Linked DNA regions of Homo sapiens: all the other regions are linked to region 3. Evidence: chromatin contacts called from ENCODE Hi-C or POLR2A ChIA-PET data. All regions are on one chromosome and are shown on one strand. The core of a region is the stretch at or near the end of the contact, and the rest is flanking DNA. Distances in the headings are between cores, read along the strand shown.

Region 1 (3,816 bases), core at 281-2,780, 830 kb after region 3:
GTTGCCAGATAAAATAAATCTGCTAAATCTAGCAACCCTAGGTATGTGAGTTTCCTTGGACTCATGCAAGAAGCTTCTCTCCAAGACCTTTTTCCCCGGACAGTCTGTCACCCAGGAAATTCCAATTCCAGGGCTACTAGTCCCTGTCCAATTTGCTGTCCATGGTTTGAGGACGAGATTTCTCTTTTTTCCAATGACAGTTTATGCTGGAACAGCACATTAAATGGATCCCCTTGGTCAGAGGTCCCAGAGGGGGCCCAGGCGACTTCCTCTCAAAGGACATGAGTAGTCAGACCTGCCTTCCATTTTTTTCTGCCCTTACCTTGGGGGGATGAAGAACTCTATTTTGAGGATTCTGTGAAAAGGGTTGCAACCCAACTCTGTTCTATTTCTTTGCAGGAGCCTGGGTGAGTTCTTTCTCCCTATCCTGGGCCTCTGTAGCTCCATCTGTGGAATGGGAGAGTTGGATTAACACCAGGCTATCCCGTAGATTGGAGGCTGCTGTTAGATGAAACTGCAAAGTGTTCTCAGTACCCTTTCCTAAATGGCCTAGAATATGGCTACACTTATACATCAGTTCTGAGGTAGGTGTTACTAGCCTCATTTTTACAAAGGCAGAAACAAAGCGCAAAGAACCTTGCCCAAGGTGACAGATAGGGTAAGTAGTGAAGGCAGGATTGGAACCCCAGGAGCCTGACTTAAGGTCGCTGCTCTTAACTACTATGCAGACCAGGAAACTGAGGCTCCGAAGCGGGGAAGTCACCTAATGAGGGTCACACAGCCTTGCTACAGCGGAGGCAGCTGGGATTCCGGCCTCGCACGCCCGAGCTTTAGCCACTGTGCGGCGCTGTCGGGGCAGCAGCCCAGGCATCCGCTCAGTTCCTGCTCACGTCCAGCGCCCATCTCCCCTTCCGTGCCCCAGAGGCTGAAATGGGCCCAATCTGTGTTGAAGCTGCTTGTTTCTGGGTCCTGGAGGGAGGCCGGGGGAGAAAGAGGTCTAATAGGATGGGCAGGAACCCGGCTAGCGAGAAACAAGGCACAGGGCCAACCTTAGTTGCACAAGACTTTTGAGAGATGAAGGCAACACTTGGTGGAGGTCAGGGTTCACTGAGGGGGTGTCGGGCAGGGGGCGGAGGAGGTCCTGCCGCCTGTCGGTGGGGCCCAGAACCCTGGGAGCCAGGAAGGTGGGGGGTGTCCAGTCCTCAGGGCAACTGGGGCCAGGGAGAGGGGAGGGAGAAATTAAGCGGATTCCCAGACCCATGAACAGACATCCAGACAAATGCCGTTTCCACAGAGACTCACGGAGAGTGAGATAGTCACAGAGACTGAGACAAACGGATGCCGAGATCCAGAGGGTCGGAGAACAGGCAAACTCGGAGCAGTAGACCGGCCCGCGCCCCGGGAACGCGGCCACAGCGGCCGGCGCTCTGCCCGGCCTCTCCGCGCGGAGAGGGGTGGCGGGCCCGACAGCGGAGGGAGGAGAGGGCGCCGCCGCAATCTCACCTCTCCCAGGCCCAAGGCTGCGGGCGCCAAGTTCGCTCCTGGTGATCACTCGAATGCGTCTCCCCTCGGGCTGGAAGCCGTGCGGGCTCGGGTGGGCGCCGGCGGGCCGCGCTGGGGCGGCGTGGGTCCCGGCGTCTCAGCCTCGCGCTCCCACTGCGCTTCGGCCCGGTGGCCCGGGCGCCGCCTTGGGGAGAGGACGGGTGGGGACCGCCGCCACTTCCCTGGCTGCGGCTGGCGCCCGAGTGAGCCTTAACATCCAGGGGCTGAGCGTTCTGAAGGCGGCGGCTTCAGGGAGCACAGGGTGCAGGAGCGGCGGCGAAGACAAGGGCCCGCCTCCGGCCACTCGAGCCCAGCTCCCGCCGCGGCGGCGGTTTGTTCCCGCCGGGTCCCTCAGCGGAGGCGCTACGCCCGCCCCTGTCGCCTCGCCCCACCCCGCCCAGGGAGCTCCGCCCTAGCCCGCAGCTCTTCCGCCTTAGGCAGCCGCTAGGCGGGAGGGACAATCCCCCACCACCAACCACTGCCACCCCGAGGGGACTAGGGGCTGAGGCCCGCCCAGGTAAGGGAAAGCCTCAGCTCCTTCCGTTGCGCCCCAGCGGCGGGTCCCAGCTCGGATTCCCGGGGTAGTGGCGGGGGCCGCCGGCGGGTCGTGCCCTGGAAGGTGAGCGCGGCCGAGCTGGGCCGCCAGGGGGCGCTGCGGAGCCGGGGGACACCCCTCCCTGCCTGCCTCAGTCCCCCGCCCCCTCCCCGCCCGCGCGCAAAACGCACTCGCCCCAGAGGCAGCGCGGCCGAGCCCGAGCCGCTGCCGGAGCGGAGCCGGAGAGTGGCGGCGGCGGCGGCAGCGGCACCATGACCCTGGGCAGCTGCTGCTGCGAGATCATGTCCTCCGAGAGCTCCCCGGCCGCGCTGTCCGAGGCCGACGCAGACATAGACGTGGTGGGCGGCGGCAGCGGCGGGGGGGAGCTCCCAGCTCGCTCCGGGCCCCGCGCCCCCCGGGACGTGCTCCCCCACGGCCACGAGCCTCCCGCGGAGGAAGCCGAGGCAGACTTAGCCGAGGACGAGGAGGAGTCTGGTGGCTGCTCGGACGGCGAGCCCCGCGCTCTGGCGTCCCGGGGGGCGGCGGCCGCAGCGGGGAGCCCGGGGCCAGGCGCCGCGGCGGCCCGCGGCGCAGCGGGGCCCGGGCCGGGACCGCCGTCGGGGGGCGCGGCGACGCGGAGCCCGCTGGTGAAGCCGCCCTACTCGTACATCGCGCTCATCACCATGGCCATCCTGCAGAGCCCCAAGAAGCGGCTGACGTTGAGCGAGATCTGCGAGTTCATCAGCGGCCGCTTCCCCTACTACCGGGAGAAGTTCCCCGCCTGGCAGAACAGCATCCGCCACAACCTCTCTCTCAACGACTGCTTCGTCAAGATCCCCCGCGAGCCGGGCAACCCGGGCAAGGGCAACTACTGGACGCTGGACCCGGAGTCGGCCGACATGTTCGACAACGGCAGCTTCCTGCGGCGTCGCAAGCGCTTCAAGCGGCAGCCCCTGCCGCCGCCGCACCCACACCCGCACCCTCACCCGGAGCTGCTGCTGCGTGGCGGGGCCGCGGCGGCGGGGGATCCCGGCGCTTTCCTGCCCGGCTTCGCTGCCTACGGCGCCTACGGCTACGGCTACGGGCTGGCTCTCCCGGCCTACGGCGCACCCCCGCCGGGGCCGGCCCCGCATCCGCACCCGCACCCGCACGCCTTCGCTTTCGCCGCGGCAGCCGCCGCCGCTCCTTGCCAGCTGTCGGTACCCCCAGGCCGCGCCGCCGCGCCTCCACCCGGACCTCCGACGGCCTCGGTGTTCGCAGGCGCGGGATCGGCCCCAGCTCCTGCGCCTGCCTCAGGCTCGGGCCCGGGCCCGGGCCCCGCAGGCCTGCCCGCCTTCCTGGGCGCGGAGCTGGGCTGCGCCAAAGCCTTCTACGCGGCGTCCCTGAGTCCTCCCGCAGCCGGCACCGCGGCGGGTCTGCCCACCGCACTTCTGCGCCAGGGCCTCAAGACGGACGCGGGCGGTGGTGCAGGCGGCGGGGGCGCCGGGGCAGGGCAGAGGCCTTCCTTCTCTATAGACCACATCATGGGCCACGGTGGCGGCGGGGCAGCACCCCCGGGCGCCGGCGAGGGCTCTCCGGGACCGCCATTCGCGGCAGCCGCGGGTCCTGGGGGCCAAGCCCAGGTCTTGGCCATGCTGACTGCTCCGGCCCTGGCTCCCGTTGCTGGCCACATTCGCCTCTCGCATCCCGGGGACGCGCTGCTGTCCTCAGGGTCCCGGTTTGCCAGCAAAGTCGCCGGC
Region 2 (3,457 bases), core at 226-2,725, 710 kb after region 3:
TGTGTTTTATTCCTTTATTCATTTGGGTGAAAAGATGGATAATGTTGATTTCTTATTTTAAAACAATATACATAAGGTACTTTCATTCTGTCAGTGTTGTACAAGCCACTAAAGGTAATAAAACTAAAACCACACAACATCTACACCTAGCAAAACATATTCTCAGGTAAAGTCATTATCGTGTACAATAGAAACGTTCAAATCATCCTCACCCCTTCTTCCATATAAATTATCTTTCCATACCCACCACCTTAGTTGCTAACTTCATCAACTCACCAGACTTATGGAAAAGTCCCCATAATGCTGCTAGAAGAGTGTTTCCATATAAATCTGATCAAATTATTCTCCTGCTTTAAAAGTCAATGGCTCATGTCAGGGGCGGTGGCTCACGCTTGTAATCCCAGCATTTTGGGAGGCCGAGGCGGGTGGATCACCTGAAGTCAGGATTTCCAGACCAGCCCGACCAACATGGTGAAACCCCGTCTCTACTAAAAATACAAAAATCAGCCGAGCGTGGTGGCGTTTGCCTGTAATCCCAGCTACTAGGGAGGCTGAGGCAGGAGAATCGCTTGAACCCGGGGGACGGAGGTTGCAGTGAGCCGAGATCACTCCACTTCACTCCAGCCTGGGCCAAAGAGTGAAACTGCGTCTCAAAAATAAACATAAAAATAAATTTTTTTTAAAAAGCCGATGGCTCTTCTTTACATACAGAATAAAGGATCTTCACAATCCAGCCCCACTCTATTATTCCAACCTTAACCCCCCCATCCACTCATCCTACATTCCAGTCAAACTGAACTACTTGCAGTGCCCCGGTTTCAATATCTGCACAGGATGCCTCCCTTAACTTGGAATGCCCTAGTAAACCCCCGCCATCCCTCACAATCCAACTCGAATGTCACTTCCTCTGTGAAACCTTCTCCCAGACACCGTGGCGATGGTACTATACTGTCTGTACTCACACGCATAGCATTCTCGCACTTTGCTGTTTACACTTTACTTCCAGTAGTCCATGAACTTCAAACATTAACTGATCCCTTACTACGTAGCAGAGTGTGAGCCAGAAATTGTGAGGAATGCAAGAGCGAGCATTCAAGGTTTCAGTCCTCAAGAAATTCCCACCGTAAAAACAACTTTAAATGGCACGTTATCGACTGCAAACCTCTTTCACATACCTTAGCTCAGATGATACCCAAGGATTTCATGGACTGCTTAATTTCTCCCACTAGCTCCCCTTCTCGTCATCTGCTCCAGGCTCCTGGAGGGCGGAACCCACTACAGGGCTTTGAATGTTACCCACCAACCTTCCCAGGGCCCCGCTGCCGCCTCTCAAGGGGAAACCAGGAGCACAAAGCTCCACTTACCGCAACTTCCGCGGAGCTGAGGTCTGTTTGCAGGGTAGGAGCGGGAGCCGGCTCCAAGGAGCGCCACCGCCGACTCCGGCCCCGCCTCTGGGACGTTGGGGTCGCGGGAACTGAGGCGGCAAACACAAGCTCGCGAAACTGAAGGCCGCGCCACGCCTGCTGACTGGTCAGAAACCTCGCCAGTCAGGGAGCGGGGGTGGTGCTAGAGAGCCGCGCACGGTCGCCGTTACGTATTGGTGTGCCGACCAATCAGCGCCCCGCACTGGTTCCGCGCTCGACCAATCCCAAGTCTTCTTGGAGAACTGCGGGCGCCACCGGCGCTCCAGGATCAAGGATCCGAGGATTTAAACCTTTCATTTCGTCAACGGTTAAGTTCCGGGGCGGGGTAGGCTTTCCGCAAGCGCAATGGAAAGCCCAGCTAGGTAGACGGAGGAGCGAGTGGCAGATGAAGCCGGAAGTGCTCTATAAGATGATCATTGGTCGGCGACTGGAAGCGGACACCCGAAGAACAGTTTCCAAACTCTTTACCTGAAAGCACAAAAGACAAGAAAGTTAGAGTTATTCCAGTTTCTTACTTTTTAATTTTTATTCTAAAATGTACATTTTTAATTTTTCCTTTTTGTGATCACTTATCCTCAACTTCTAGATTTCTTCCAGTTTCTTTCCTAGGAAGCCATCTGTTTTAGTGACATAATTTTTTTTTTTTTTGAGGTGGAATCTCACTCCGTCGCCCAAGCTGGAGTGCGATGACGCGATATCGGCTCACCGCAACCTCGCCTCCCGAGTTCAAGCGATTCTCCTGTCTCAGCTTCCCAATTAGCTGGTATTACAGGCGTCCACCACCCACCACCACGCCCGGCTAATTTTTTTTTTTTTTGAAACGGAGTCTCGCTCTGTCGCCCAGGCTGGAGTGCAGTGGCGCGATCTCGGCTCACTGCAAGCTCCGCCTCCTGGGTTCATGCCAGTCTCCTGCCTCAGCCTCCCGAGTAGCTGGAACTACAGGCGCCCACCACGCCCGGCTAATTTTTTGTATTTTTAGTAGAGACGGGGTTTCACCGTGTTAGCCAGGATGGTCTCGATCTCCTGACCTCGTGATCCGTCCACCTCGGCCTCCCAAAGTGCTGGGATTACAGGCGTGAGCCACTGCGCCCGGCCTAATTTTTGTATTTTTTAGTAGAGACGGGGTTTCACCACGTTGGCTAGGCTGGTCTCGAACTCTTGACCTCAGGTGATCTACCCGCCTCGGCCTCCCAAAGTGCTGGGATTACAGGCGTGAGCCACCACTCTGGGCCAAAATTTGTATTTATTAATTGATTGATTGATTGATTGATTGAGACAGGGTCTTGCTCTGTCGCCCAGGCTGGAGTGCTGTGACGCTATCTCGGCTCACTGCAACTCACTGCACACTGCCTTCCAGGTTCAAGCAATTCTCCTGCCTCAGCCTCCGGAGTAGCTGGGGTTACAGACAAGCACCACCACGGCCGGCTAGTTTTTGTATTTTTAGTAGAGACCAGGTTTCACCATGTTGGGCACTGGGCTGATCTGGAACTCCTGACCTCAAGTGATCTGCCCACCTCGGCCTCCGAAACTGCTGGGATTACAGAAGTGAGCCACCGCCCCCAGCAAAGTAACATAAAAATTTTAAATTCCTGTTGAGTAGAAGAAAAGAATGTGACTTAAATTTATAAACCATATATGCCTATCTCTACAACTAGCATTGATATTATATATAGTATTGATATTTTATGTATTTATATACAGTCAGCCCTCTATCAGTGGGTTCCATATTCACAGATTCAGCCAACCGCAAATGGAAATATTCGGAGGGGAAAAAAACAAAATAACAACAATAAAAATAATACAAATCCAGTCTGGGCAACATGGCAAAACCCCATCTCTACAAAAAATACAAAAAAATTGCCAGGCATGGTGTCATGTGCCTGTAGTCCTACTACTTGGGAGGCTGAGGTGGGAGGACGGCTTGAGCCGGGGAGGCAGAGGTTGCAGTGAACTGAGATTGTGCCATTGCACTCCAGACTGGGTGACAGATCAAGACCCTGCCTCAAAAATAATAATACAAATAAGACACACAT
Region 3 (3,491 bases), core at 469-2,968:
ACTCTACATCCAGCTTGTCCAACCCGCGGCCCTGGATGGCTCTGAATGTGGTCCAACACAAATTCATAAACGTTCTTAAAACACTGAGATTTTTTTGCAATTTTTTTAAAGCTCATCAGCTATTGTTAATGTTAGTGTATTTTATGTGTGGCCCAAGATGGTTCTTCTTCTTCCAATGTGGCCCAGGGAAGCCAAAAGATTGGACACCACTGCTCTATATAGTAGGCAATGATGCCCACCAAGGTTTCCGAGTAGTGTCTCAGGAAGAGCACAAGGGCACCCATGAAGAGGATGCAAAAGGAACTAAGTAATTCAATTACTCTGGGACCACATTACAGGAGACCACATGCACTTTCTAAGCACGTGCTGGGCTCTGACAGCTCCTGTTCACAGAGCTTCCCTCTCCCATGGCTTCGCTTCATGCAATCTGAGTTGCCATCCCCCACAACTGTCAACATCTGCAAAATACCAGAGTAACAGGACTCCTAACCAACTCTCTGGATTACAGAGAGAGAAGTGTTGAGGTGGGAGCAGATGGGCAGAGGGGGCACCAAAGCCTCTAGCTGGCTCAGTTCCATATAAAACCCAACCCTGGATTTCCTCTTCACATCACTTCCAGCCCAGCCCTCTAATGAAGGGCTGAAGCTAAGGAGAGTGGGCTGAAAGCACCTGGCTGATGGGTGGTGATCCAGTGAGACATTACACCTACTGTCCAGCATGTGCCTGGCGCATGGGCAGTGGTGCCCTTCCCATTCTGCAGGGTCAGTTCCATCTGTAAATCCCACTGAGGCTTCAAGGCCCAGGTCACAACAACTCTTCTCTCAGAGCCTTTCTAAAGTACCCCAATCCAAAATGACCAAGCTCCTAGAAATCACAGCTACCATGTATTCAGCACCCATTACATGACAGGCGCCATACTAGGTGACTTCCATATAATCCTATTCACCCTTCACAATGACCCTATTATGGCCATTTCCTAGGGAAGAAAGTGAAGCTCTGGGAGGGGAAGCAGACTTGCCCCAGGACACACAGCTAAGAGGTGGAAGAGATGAGATCTAAACCCAGGACTCCCTGACCCTGAAGTTGAGCACTTCTAACAACACTTCATTCCTGTGAGCCTGCCTGCCTCTGATCTGCCACTGTCAGGGAGCTTGGAGCTCTCTAGAAGACAGGGTGCACCTGACACTCTTATTACCTTTCCCTGTGGACAGCCATCCACACAGGCAGGAGCCTTTAAATACTGAAAATAAATGAAAACAATTAACTTAAAAATAACGCAGTACACAGATTTCACAAATTCCTCACGTGAAAAACTATTCATGATACTGGACTGCCTGAGCCCTGCGCCCAGCCATAGCCTCGGTCCTGATCCCTGGGAGAGACTGAGTCTCAAACGGGCCACAGAGTAAGCGCCATCTCGGACACCGGCCACGCCCCGACCCCAGGCACAGAGGTCGCAGACAGCTCGGGACAGTCCTGAAAAGCGTCCCCTTAGGCTGTCCCTCCGCAGCTGAATCGCGTCGTGACCTCGGGCAGCCGTGAAGGCCCTGACTGCCCCCTTCCGGGCACACGAGCTCACTCACAGACCCCGGCCCCATTTAGCTCGGAGGAATACCTCGCAGGTCTCGCTTTTACCTTCGCTGGCTCCCGCCGGGGAGCGGTCGCGCGCACCCCTACCTGCAGATCGCTCCTCCGAGAACGCGGAAGAGGCGGTGCTAGATCCAGGGGGTGGGCCCGATCAGAGAGGAGGGTGAGGGGGCGGAGCTGCGCCTGCGCCCTGATGGCTACCCAGGGCCGCCTGAGGGCAGGGGGCTCGAGCTGAGCGAACTGCGCAGGCGTGACAGGGAAGAGGCGGGGAGAGGGGAGATTGCTGGCAAGCGGGTGGGGCTTAGCTCCTCCGGCGCTTTCTTTTCCGAATGGAGGGTGGAGAAGCCCGGGAAGGTAGGAGGCCGGGCGCGACAGGTGTAATTAACATGTACTGAGAGCTTCTGCAGGCCAGGAAGGAATTTTAAAATGCCTTTTATATGTGGGGAAATGCTGCTAGTCTTTTCTAAAACGGGGGCCAATTCTGTACAATTTCTTTAAAAGTCTGAGTGCCTAGAATTTCACCATAAGAGTTTCTCCTTGAGTACAACATTATCCCCAGTATTTCAAAATTTTTAAAACTTTTAAAAGTTCATTTCTTGGGGAAAAACAACTGTAAATAGGTTAATGCCTCAACCAGTCTCCCCACATCCCCTTCCCAAGTCTGCAGCTGCGATGAGAAAGGATGAGAGTGTGGACTGGGATTTAATTCAGGCGCTGACTCCGAGTGATGGAGGTGAACATCCCTTCCCTGCCTGTCTCAGGATTATCGTGAGGATTTGGTAAGCCAAGCTAGTTAAAGAGCCCCAGGGACTTGCTTCCCATCATCCACCTGACAAACATTTGTTCCCTGTCTTGTCGGGGCTGTCTTTTCATCTGTATGATGGAAGGAGATTGGGAATATTAGTGAACATTCAGGACTTTGCTAGATTTCCCAATCTGGGTGAAGGCCGGAGAGGCGGAAGATCAAGCTTCTGTGTTCATTCCCTTCTGGAATCCTGCGGTCCAACCTGAGGGCCCCGATGTATCCTGACTTCTCCCACTCATTACCTTCCGTGGAGGCCGATCCAAGCTTCAAGTCTTCAGAGGCCCTGCTGGCCTGTTCCCTTCCCTGTTGCCTGTGGCAATAGCCCAAGAGATTCAGGACCTATGTTCCAGGTTCTCAAAGTTGCTATGTCCCTCACATGGCAATCAAATTCAGTTAACATCTTTGAGGGCTCTGGGGGTGCTCAGAGGAAGGAGGGCTCCCCCAAAGCAGGTGGAGCTCTAGTCATGACTGTGGCTTATTTCACCACATATTCCACAGCTTGCTGTGGGGTAGGGAGGAGAGGCAACAGGAAACCTCAGAGGCTGCAGTGTTTATGGGAGCCGAGGGTGATGCGGCATCCTTTACTCAATAGGTGGATGCTCTGCCCCAGGCTGGAGAGGATGGCTTACTACCTAGGTCCCTGCTCCAAATATTGTTTTGGAATTTTTTTTCTTTTTTTTTTTCTGAGACAAGGTCTCACTGTGTTCCCCAGGCTGGAGTGCAGTGGCACCAGCTTTGCTCACTGCAACCTCTGCTTGGGCTCAAGTGATCCTCCTGCTTCAGCCTCCTGAGTAGCTGGGATTACAGGCATGCACTACCATGACTGGCTAATTTTTGAATTTTTTTAGAGGCAGGGTTTTGCCATGTTGCCCAGGCTGGTCTCGAACTCCTGAGCTCAATGATCCTCCCACCTTGGCCTCCCAAAGTGCTGGGATTACAGGGAAGAGCCACTATGCCCAGCTTTGTTATGGACCTTGAGCCAACAGGAAAATAAAGCCCAGCCTGACTTCTCAACCAAGCTGCCACTCTACCTCCCAGGACCCTTTGTTACTAGGTTTTGCCCCATGGGAGTGTGCTCTTTTATCTGCATCATTGAGGC

Evidence for each region. A loop is a pair of places that touch in the nucleus more often than their neighbours do. ChIA-PET counts read pairs that join two places held with the same protein, here RNA polymerase II (POLR2A). Pooled maps may share reads with other maps.
Region 1: a loop to region 3 is called in a pooled map, with 7 times the contacts of the local background. The contact joins the promoter of LINC01389 here to the promoter of MKNK1 in region 3. A Hi-C loop is called at or near these places in 1 of 37 single-sample maps with no recorded cell type and 8 of 50 pooled maps. POLR2A ChIA-PET finds 5 or more read pairs at or near these places in 1 of 52 experiments (OCI-LY7).
Region 2: a loop to region 3 is called in a map of CD8-positive, alpha-beta T cell, with 7 times the contacts of the local background. The contact joins the promoter of STIL here to the promoter of MKNK1 in region 3. A Hi-C loop is called at or near these places in 3 of 168 maps with a recorded cell type or tissue (CD8-positive, alpha-beta T cell and naive thymus-derived CD4-positive, alpha-beta T cell), 2 of 37 single-sample maps with no recorded cell type and 12 of 50 pooled maps. POLR2A ChIA-PET finds 5 or more read pairs at or near these places in 4 of 52 experiments (HEK293T, WTC11, activated CD4-positive, alpha-beta T cell and 1 more).

The regions. Positions count from the first base shown.
Region 1 is chr1:47,435,787-47,439,602 of GRCh38, forward strand. It overlaps LINC01389 (long intergenic non-protein coding RNA 1389), which reads right to left and starts at 1,531. Exons shown (of 5, transcript NR_126355.1): 1 at 1,504-1,531. It overlaps FOXD2 (forkhead box D2), which reads left to right and starts at 2,258. Exons shown (of 1, transcript NM_004474.4): 1 at 2,258-3,816. The coding sequence starts at 2,350. RefSeq lists silencers at 738-897, 1,378-2,277, 2,308-2,487 and an enhancer at 3,676-3,816.
Region 2 is chr1:47,312,672-47,316,128 of GRCh38, forward strand. STIL (STIL centriolar assembly protein) reads right to left here and starts at 1,476. Exons shown (of 17, transcript NM_001048166.1): 1 at 1,365-1,476. RefSeq lists an enhancer at 1,486-2,215 and a silencer at 1,533-1,582.
Region 3 is chr1:46,602,550-46,606,040 of GRCh38, forward strand. MKNK1 (MAPK interacting serine/threonine kinase 1) reads right to left here and starts at 1,719. Exons shown (of 13, transcript NM_001135553.4): 1 at 1,636-1,719. RefSeq lists enhancers at 1,033-1,533, 1,301-1,350 and a silencer at 1,681-1,900.